Regions from separate parts of the Homo sapiens genome. Here region 2 is linked to region 1. The links are chromatin contacts, found by Hi-C or POLR2A ChIA-PET in ENCODE. All regions are on one chromosome and are shown on one strand. Each heading gives the region's core, a stretch centred on a gene start or an enhancer-like site at or near the end of the contact. The rest is flanking DNA. Distances are from core to core; before and after follow the strand shown.

Region 1 (4,891 bases), core at 2,254-4,753:
GTCCCAGGAATTTAGAGATCAAAAGATCAGTATCGATTCATACATGCCACCTTGGAACATGCCCCCAATTCTCATTCTAAAAAGGAGATACATAATTACATGCATTTCTCAAAATAATACACCTGAGGCCTTAAGAAGATCGCAGATTCCAGTTCTGTCTTTTACAAATGTGATGATGAGCAAAATGGTTATGTTGCAAAATAATAATGGTAATGATGAAAGTGATAATGATAGCAACTAACACATATGGAGCATGTGCTCTGTACTACTCATGGTTCTGAGCACTTGTATCAACTCAGATTTAATCCTAGCAACAACCCTATCAGGTGTAGGTACTACTACTGTCTCCATTTAAGAAAACCAAGACACAGAGAGGTAGAGAAACTTGTCCAAGGTCACAAAGCAGGATTTGAACCCAGGCAGTCAGCTAGGATCCTTCTCTCATTCCCACCCTGGACAAATGGAGGGGACCCCAGGGCCAGCAGGGTCCTTCCTCAGAGTGATGGGAGTTGGCTTGTTTATTTGTTTGTTTGTTTGTTTTACCCAGCTCTGCTCTGTAAGGTTTGGAATCCATGGTGATAAGAGAACACATATCAGAAGCAGGTGGAAAGTGCAAAGTACAAACAGTGGTTAGGACAGAAAATGGAGCTGGGTTGAGGCTGTAAAACATGCATGCCCTGTGTGCTTGGGGCATTGGAGAGAAAACATTCGGCAGCCCTGGTGGACAACTTTGGTGGCCAGGTAGGCCAGGGATGGGGGGGGTCTCTAGTCATGTGTGCATATTCTGTCCCCTCTGTAGGAAACCCTTGCTACAACTCCAGATGACAATGGGTTTGATGTTGCATTCCCCCACACCAACACCTAGAGTGCAAAATGTCCTTCTGCCTTATTAACAACAGGCCTCATCCTCCATTCCCATGCCCTTAGACAACCTAGTGGGGCAGACATCCACATGCAGAAACCAGGAAGTCCTGCAAAGCCTGCATCTGGGCAAACAATTCCACCCTTTCTTCCAACAAGGCAGGCAGGGCCATGGATCTCCTTGGAAAATCTCATCGAATCTGCTTTAATCCAGGCCATCATGGCCCCAAGTAGCACATTTCATGTCGTTTAGCCAAAAGAATTTGGGTCTGGAATTTTTTAAGGCAGGTAAAACCAATGTCTGCCTTGGCTATGAATAGCTTTCAATAAAAGCACCCAGAGAGCATAGCACACCAAGTAAGGCCACTTCCTCATGTAGGAAAGGGACTTTTCAGACTTGCTTTTCTCATTTCAGAGTCTGAGAAGACACTGGTTAGGGTCAATAGGGCAATCCCCAACACAGCCAAGCAAATAACCACAAACTGACTTTCCAAATAGGTCAACCCTTGACCACACTCTCTCTGGCCATGGCCTGGAATGACCATGACAGAATGTGAGAGAACAAGCTCTGGGGCATTTACTCGTGCAGTAGGAAGAATAATGACCTCTCAAAGATGTCCATGTACTAGTTCACAGCATCTGTGAATGCATTACCTTGCATGGCAAAAATGACTTTGCAAATGATATCAAGGTTATGGATTTTGACATGGGGAGATTATCCTGGATTATTAGGCAAACCCAATCTCATCACATGAGCGCTTGAAAATGAGAACCTTTCCCAGCTGTGGTCAGGACAGGTTTGATTAGGGAAGAAGGGTCGGAGAAATGAAATATGGCTGGAGTAAAGACGGAGGATGGGGCCATGAGCCAAGACATGCAAGCAGCCTCTAGAAGCTGGGGAGGTGAGGACCTGGATTATCTCCTAGAGCCTCCAGAAAGAAATGCAGCCCTGCTAGTGCCTTGATTTTAGTTCAGTGAGACCCATGTCAAGTTTCTGATCAACAGAACTGTGAGTTAATAAATTGGAGTTATTCAAAGCCACCAAGCTTGTGGTGTAATTTGTTATGGCAATGATAGAAAATGAATACAGCTGAATTTCCACATGGGAATCCTCAACTTTTCCCCAGCACAGTTCAGCAGGTCAACTACTCATCAACTTGCAGAGGGAGGAAACCCTGAAGCAGGTAGTACTTAGCCTATTTCAGAAACTTCCTGCATAGAGCCACTCTGCTCATTTTCCAAAGACTTGCATGATGGCCATGGATGCCATGGAGAAAAAGTGAGAATCCCTGCACCAAACCTCTAACAACCAAGGTGTATTAGTCCATTCTCACATTGCTACACAGAACTACCTGAGATGGGGTAATTTATAAAGAAAAGATGTTTAATTGGCTCATGGCTCTGCAGGCTGTACAGGAAGCATGGCTGGGGAGGCCTCAGGAAACTTACAATCATGGCAGAAGGTGAAGGGGAAGCAGGCACATCCTACATGGCTGGAGAAGGAGGAAGAGAGCAAAGGAGGAGGTGCCACACAGTTTTAAACAACCAGATTTCAGCCTGGGCAACATGGTGAAAACTTGTCACTACAAAAAAATACAAACAAAAAATAGCTGGGCATGGTGGCATGCACTTGTGGTCTCAGCTACTTGGGAAGCTGAGACTGGAGGATTGCTTGAGCCCAGGAGGTCAAGGCGGCAGTGAGCTGAGATCACACTGCTCTACTACCGCACTTCAGCCTGGGCAACAGAGCGAGACCCTGTCTCAAAAATAAAAAAGAGAAACAAAAAAATAACCAGATCTTGGCCGGGCGCGATGGCTCACGCCTATAATCCCAACACTTTCGGAGGCTGAGGCAGGAGGATCATGAGGTAATGAGATGAAGACCATCCTGGCTAACACAGTGAAACCCCGCCTCTACTAAAAATACAAAAAAAAAAAAAAAAATTAACCAGGCGTGGTGGTGCTGTAGTCCCCAGCTACTTGGGAGGCTGAGGCAGGAGAATGACGTGAACCCAGGAGGCGGAGCTTGCAGTGAGCCGAGATCGTGCCACTGCACTCCAGCCTGGGCGACAGAGCAAGACTCCGTCAAAAAAAAAAAAAAAAAGAAAACAACAACAACAACAACAACAACAACAGATCTCATAAGAACTCATTATGAAGAGAACAGCAAGGGGGGAGTTCTCTCCATGATCCAATCACCCGCCATCAGGCCCCTCCTCCAGCACTGGGGATCACAATTCGCTGTCAGATTTGGGCAGGGACACAGATCCAAACCCTGTCACAAGGCAAGACCACAACTCCTCTACGTCGACTTGTGAACTATAGTAACTGTTTCGACCTGAACTGTGGGCAGGCCTGCTTGTTCCTTCACATCACCTTTGGGGCCACAGCTTCTAATGGACAAGCTCCAAATGGAACTTTCTATTTGGCTTCACATGGTTATTTTTCGCCAATTTTTCAACTTGGCAAGAGTGATTTGAGGTCCCTCTAGCCAAAAATCTAACAGGGCACAGACCTGGATCATCACCACAAGAGGATGAAGGGACTACCCATGACATTTTGCCTTTTTAAATCTTGGTTCCTTACTATGGTTTTTAGAACCTACCCTCAAACGTCAAGGTAGGGAAACAACTTCTGGAGGCCATTGGTGCCCCCTAGTGGTCAAGAGATGCACTCATTTATCACTTTCCCTTTTACGGTCTCCATTCCTAATTAGGTTTTGTGGGAAAATGCTACAAGTTAGTTTTTAGCCCCTAGTGGGGGACTAAACCATCTAGATTTCCCTGGGACTCAGTGATTCCCTGCTACACAGGATTTTCAGTTTTAAAACCAGGAAAGTCCTGGAAAAACTAGGACAAGCTGGTCTTTCTAACCCCTGACAGACCTCCTAGACTTCACAAAAGAATCACCGGAAGAAGGCAATGTCTTTTTGTCTAGGCACCTCAAACAGAATTAGGACCTGAACAGTGTGCTTTTAAAAATGCATCTTGATTTGAGGTCAGCAGCTAGATGGTGCATACTTTGCCTTATGTTAGGAAAACAGCAATTTACGATTGGTAAATTATTTCTCGACTCTCATTAAAGAACAAGGGGTGGGGCTGGGGAGGAAGTCCAGTGGTGGGAGAGTAGGGTCACCCCATATGCTGGCAGAGCAGACCAAGAAAAAGAAATTCTAATTATCTCTAAAAGTGTTCAGACTCAGCTTTCTCAACTGGTTCAGAATTCCCCAGCTCTTCTGCAAAGTTCTTTAGAAATGCACAGCTCCCTGGAGGTGGGGGTCCGGGGAGGCACCTGCCTTCTCTTCCTCTTTCCTTATAATGTTTTTAAGTTTTAAAGAGGCCAAAGGCCTAGAGCAATCTATTAACAATGAAAAAAGTCCAGTCCTTCAAACATACTCAGGTCAGTTTCAATGACCAATATATGAAACTTCTCTGCAGCTGGGAGCTGGGAATTGTATAGTACTTTTTGTTTACACTGAAACTAGTGAGTAAACAGAAATATCTTAAGGGTTCTTAAGGGAATTATTATGAGATCAGGTTTAGAGCCAATATAGATTTTAGAACACTTCCTTTTAAAAGACTCCAGAAATCAGAGGCTTTGCAGTCAGGTAGAAAGCAGGTGATCATCTATGTGGTATGATTTGCGAGATCTGGGAGAATCCACCTATCTACAAATGCCCCCACCAGCCTTTCATGAAAGTCTGAATCACAGAGGATTGTCTAGAAAAAAGCCACAGTCCGTCAAGCTACATATGTGGTCATCTTCCCTCAGGCCAAACTAAAAGGGGGCACCAGCTCCAGTGACCTCTAACCTCCCCATGAGTTGACACTATCTGTCCATTTCCTTATACACAAAGTGAAGGTGTTCGTTTTCATAACTTTTCTATACCTTCTCAACGGTGACACCTTCTCAGAGGTGGCTGAAGAAGTGGCAAAGCTAAATGAGCACTCTTGTCTTAATAAATTACATTTTGTAAAGACATGCTTGTCAGATCTCTTTCTAAAAAGTTTGAGGCAGTTTTGAGAAACTG
Region 2 (5,042 bases), core at 1,327-3,826, 290 kb before region 1:
TGATAGACCACCAGACACTTTCTCTAAAACCATTTGTTACACCGCATACCACATCGTTGGAGAAGGAAATGTTGGTGGCAGTGAAATGACTATAATAATATAATATAGGATAATAAAATATGAGTGAATAAAATAGGTGTGTACCCCATTCATAACAGTCCCTGTCTGTCTGTGAGAAAGGAAGCCAAGTCCACTGAGGAATATTAAAGAAACCCCCATATGGTATCCCCAAAGGGCTCCACCCTAAACATTTGGAGTAGGGGTCAGTATAGGGATTGGTGTGTGGTTGCCCTGAGAGTGTTTTAATGCTCACCATGGGCTGAGAGCTTTCAGAGAAAAAATCGTGTCATCTCCAAGATCTCACATTCTGGAATGTTCTTCCATCCACAGCTTCTACTCCTTCCCTGCCTATTCCACTCCTACAGATTGTACTTGCCGTCTTCATGGTGACCCCAGACACCTCTGGCTACCTCTGCTCTCCAAGCCAGTCAGCAAGCACCCTTTGACAAACCTAGTTCTGCCCCGATGGGCCTGAACCCAAGACTGGGTCACTCCATTGAGGTCCTGCTGGCAGCCTATTACTCCCTGCTCTGTCATCCCTATTGCAAGAAACTATGATGAGACCATAGGGAAATGAAGGACCCATCAATCTAATATCAATATTAAATTACTGTACCTTTCAATGGAGTGCTAAGTTCTTTACCTTCATTTATTAACTCAGGATGACCACTTACTTTCTCTGCTCTTGTTCTAAGTCTTCTAAGTATTATTGGAATCACATAACTACTTTGACACAATTTTTTCATCCTAACCTGTGCACTGAATACTCAATATATCCATGCACAACCTCCTACCATGCTATATATTTTGGGGCTATTCCAAACCTGGCCTGGGCTGCCAGCCCTGACCCCCATACCATGCAGCCTGTCCTCTGGGAAGATCCTGTCACCCCTGTATTCCTGAGAAGAGAAATGAGTTCTATGGAAAGTACCTGATCACTTCCTTCCTTCACATGACGGGGTCTATCTGCATCTTCATGTGACCTCTCTCTGATGGACATTGTATTTGCCCAACTACTTTGCAGACATGTGCCACATAACTGTGCTTCTGCACTCAAGCCCTCCAGCTTCCTCTAGAACTGTTCCATCAACCCTTCATTCCCTTCTTTTCCTTCCTGCACTTCTCTCCTCTCCACTCCTGGTCTCTCTCCACTGGCTGGGCATTTCTCTTGTCTTAAAATACTCTTCTTTTTGATTCTGCTATTTCTGCAAGCCACCAACTTCTTTCTCTTCTTCCTTTTGCCACCACTTCCTCTGAAATAGTGAATCTCAAACCATTTTTCCTCCACAGCGCACCAAAGAGCCGTAGCTATTGCAGTGGCCTCCCCCACAGATAAGTTATATGGAAGACTGTGTATAGTTCTATAGTTTTTTTTCTGCCCTCATATGGGACCTTCTGGTGCACAATGACATACTGAGATTGGCCACTTTGCTAACTGATTTGCTACTCTGGGGCTTATAGTCTAGGCCACTTCATCCTCCAAGAACAAATTATCCATCCTTGGCCTTGCTTTTTCACACTGTGATGATTTCTTCTGTTATCTTATTATCACTGCTTTTTCCACATTTTTTTCTCTAGCTACTCTTCCTTCTCTCTTACTCCAAATACATCCTAGACCCTGTCCCAGGCTCTCTTCTCTCTCTGGTCCACCTTGTTCCCTTTGTGAATCTGGCCACTCTTGTCTTGAACACCATAGACCCATGACTGGCAACTCTAACCCTCCAGCTCAGCCCATTTCTGGGTGCTGGCCTTATTTTCAATTGACTTCTGAACACATCCACTGGGGATGCCCCTCTGAGGAACCTTGAGGCAAATATGTCCCCAGCTGAATTAATCATCTTCTCAGATTTTCCAGCTCCCCTATTTCTGGCAGCAGCACCATTGGCCCCTGAGTCAGCAGGGCTAAACTTCAGAGTTAATGGTGATGACCCTGCTCCACCCCCACACCAAACCACTAGCTAAGTTTTAGCTACTCCACTCTGCTATTTCTGCAAGCTACCAACTTCATTCTCCTCTTCCTTTTGCCACCACTTCCTCTGAAATAGTGAGTCTCAAACCATTTTCCCCCCACAACACACCAAAGAGTTATAGCTATTGCAATGGTCTCCTCCACAGATAAGTTTTATGGCAGACTGTGTGTAGTTCTAGGATTCTTAGTAATCTAAACCCCTGCCCCAGGTAGCCAAGAATCAAGTTTGTTGTACTCCCAGCACACAAAAGAGATTGTCTTAGATAAGACAGTAAAGAGATTGTATATCATTATCATTTCATGTAATTACCTTTTATTTGACATTTAGAACATGCTGTTAGATGTTCTGATAACCCAAAAATCAAAATGTTGATAACAACTTATGAAAAAGTGAAAGCTCTGTAGTAGAGTAATAAATTTATTTTGGTGTTATTAGTAGGGGTAGTAAATTTAAGTAGCTTTTCTTCTACCCTCATTTGTAAGTCTGTTAAGAGTTTGAGAGAAATAAGGGCCATTGTCTCTGGAAAGAATGACTCATTCAGTAGTTTAGCTTAGCGCTTCCTATGATTCACATCACCATTCGAGTTTCTAATGCTTAACCTTCCTAGAAGCTACAGTGAAAAACAAGACAGATGCCTGGAGTATGATTTGGTGGGTTCAATAAAGCCTTAATCCTCCAAAATTTCTACCTCATGCGCTTGCTGGTTAACAACACATTTAATGCCTTCTCTCTTTGTAACCTACCAGACATCATGGATGAGAGAAAGAACCAAAAAGGATGAAGAACTAGGTGCCTGGAATGTTCCTAAAGATTCACTTGGGAAACAGCTTAATATAGTGGACTTTGGCAACAGACCAACTAGGCTTCAAATCTTGGTTCTACCACCTAACGGTTATAAGACCTTGAAAGATGGTTTAACTTCTGAGTTCATTTCCTATTTCAAAAGTAAAGATAGGCCACATGCAGTGGTTCACACCTGTAATCCCAGCACTTTGGGAGGCCAAGGCAGGCGGATCCCAAGGTCAGGAGGTCAAGACCAGCCTGACCAACATGGTGAAACCCCGTCTCTACTAAAAATACAAAAATTAGCTGGGTGTTGTGGCACGCGCCTGTAATCCCAGCTACTCAGGAGGCTAAGGCAGGAGAATCACTTGAACCCGGGTGGCGGAGATTGCAATAAGCCAAGATCGCGCCACTACACTCCAGCCTGGGTGACAGAGTGAGACTCCATCTCAAAAAATAAAAATAAAAAAAGTAAACATAGTAATAGTATCGCAATCATTAATGAGGCTATATAAAACATAAACAGAAAATTGACAACTAGGTATGCTAAGAGGAGAGTGGATGGTAACTTTCCCAATCCAAACTCTCTCCTCCTTCCCTTTCTTTCTCTTTCTTTCCGTCACACACACACACACACACACCCCTTTTGACTTCATAATTGAGCCTTGGACTAACCCTGGGACCCTAGTAAGAGCTACCCCTTCATCAACAACAATCTTTATTTTACTTAATGAATGATGTAAATGGTAGTTCCCTGGGTAGCTTGGACTTAGAAGTCTATCCCTAGAAGAATTCTCTACACCTTGTATGTGGCACAAAAGACTAAATCCTTGGTAAGAAAGATGGTAGCGATTTATAGTTATAATGACTTGAGTAGATAAGCGCTAATATCCATGTGATAAAGGAAAGGCAGGAAATGGACAAAGGCATTTAGTGACCTGCGGATGAAATGAAGTGCCTTCTGTCTGTACGGCTCCTCCAGCATTGGCATGTACTAACGAATGTGCCCAGCGAACTGGCATTGAGCACTTCTGTCTCACTATCCAGCTGCATTTTTAGCAGCTGTTCTGAGACTCACCCTTGCAGGCTTTTGGCCAAGCATCAGCCCCATATAAAGAAGAGAGATTTGTTGAGGGGGGCTCCTTGCTGCACTGATGGCAATGACCTACAGATACAGAAAGACCGGTCTCAGAACCATTTTGTAGCTAAGGAAACAGATACAGCCATTGTGAAACATCAAGCCATATTATTATAGTGAAAAGAGACAAAAAAAAATAGGCCACCACTGGGTGTTTTGGAACATTTGAATAATCAAGCAAAATGGATTAAATTAACTATCAAGTAAAATCTTCTTTGAAAAATCAGTTACCAATATGGCAGGAAATAATATTATTCTGAATTCCATGGCTCATGTGGATCCAAATATTTGTAAAATCTAGTCATTACTAAATCCATAAATAATGAATACTCTTTTTTTTGGACTTTCAAATAAATTTTCCAGGAGAAAGTTAAATCCATTCCTGGGTGAGCTTAAGCTGATCCATGCAAAATCTATTCCTTGGCACCAGGCTTCTAGAATAGGTCCAGGGACTCCATATTTTTATTTGCTCAATGTTTCTTGTTTAAGGGGAAGCTTGAATAGTACCATTACAGATTTTCACATCTAATTTTCACCGAAATTCAGAAGAGTATTGCCATGCCTCACTTATCCTAAACAATAACAGATTTGTCATTCTGTCACCAGCAGAATTAAGTGTGTGTCCCAGGTTTCCATGGTTGGAACAAGGACTCCAAAGGGAAGCATCTATTTTTCTCACATCAGATTGGCGTGGAAGTTAAGGACTTCAAAACGAACTCCACAAGCAATGCTATTAAAGCCGCTTCCTCATGTTTAGACCCTCAGCTGTTGTTGATCTTAGGAGGGACCCTTCCACAGACTTGTCTTCTCCTTTGATATTTTAGCCTCTTAATAATTTTAAGTCAACCATCCATAGCTGACAGTTTTGCTGATAAAGTACCTTTATAATGATAGACTTGGTGTTTAAATTTCCGCCTACGTCTTCTCTAAGTTGGTGACCTAATTGTAGCTGATGCTTCCAGTAGAAATACTCACTTGGTAACCTCAAGCTATTTCTGGGCACAGCTGAAATAAAGCAAATTGCTTTTTAAGCTGATGATTCCAGGTTCTGTGTCTTATTTTCCATTTCTTCTTGTCCATTTTTCCATGTA

The links. A loop is a pair of places that touch in the nucleus more often than their neighbours do. ChIA-PET counts read pairs that join two places held with the same protein, here RNA polymerase II (POLR2A). Pooled maps may share reads with other maps.
Region 2: a pooled map shows a loop between it and region 1 (5-fold over the local background). The contact joins two enhancer-like sites. A Hi-C loop is called at or near these places in 8 of 37 single-sample maps with no recorded cell type and 7 of 50 pooled maps. POLR2A ChIA-PET finds 5 or more read pairs at or near these places in 1 of 52 experiments (activated CD4-positive, alpha-beta T cell).

Annotation. Positions count from the first base shown.
Region 1 is chr21:34,692,050-34,696,940 of GRCh38, reverse strand. The region is part of intron 1 of CLIC6 (chloride intracellular channel 6); the gene reads right to left. Among named protein-coding and RNA genes, the nearest start is that of CLIC6, 26 kb to the right of the region's middle. Within about 2 kb of position 3,503, at least 4 of the 41 ENCODE cell types and tissues checked have a DNase peak (open chromatin) inside an H3K27ac peak, as active enhancers do.
Region 2 is chr21:34,980,810-34,985,851 of GRCh38, reverse strand. The region is part of intron 2 of RUNX1 (RUNX family transcription factor 1); the gene reads left to right. Among named protein-coding and RNA genes, the nearest start is that of RUNX1-IT1, 56 kb to the left of the region's middle. Within about 2 kb of position 2,576, at least 10 of the 41 ENCODE cell types and tissues checked have a DNase peak (open chromatin) inside an H3K27ac peak, as active enhancers do.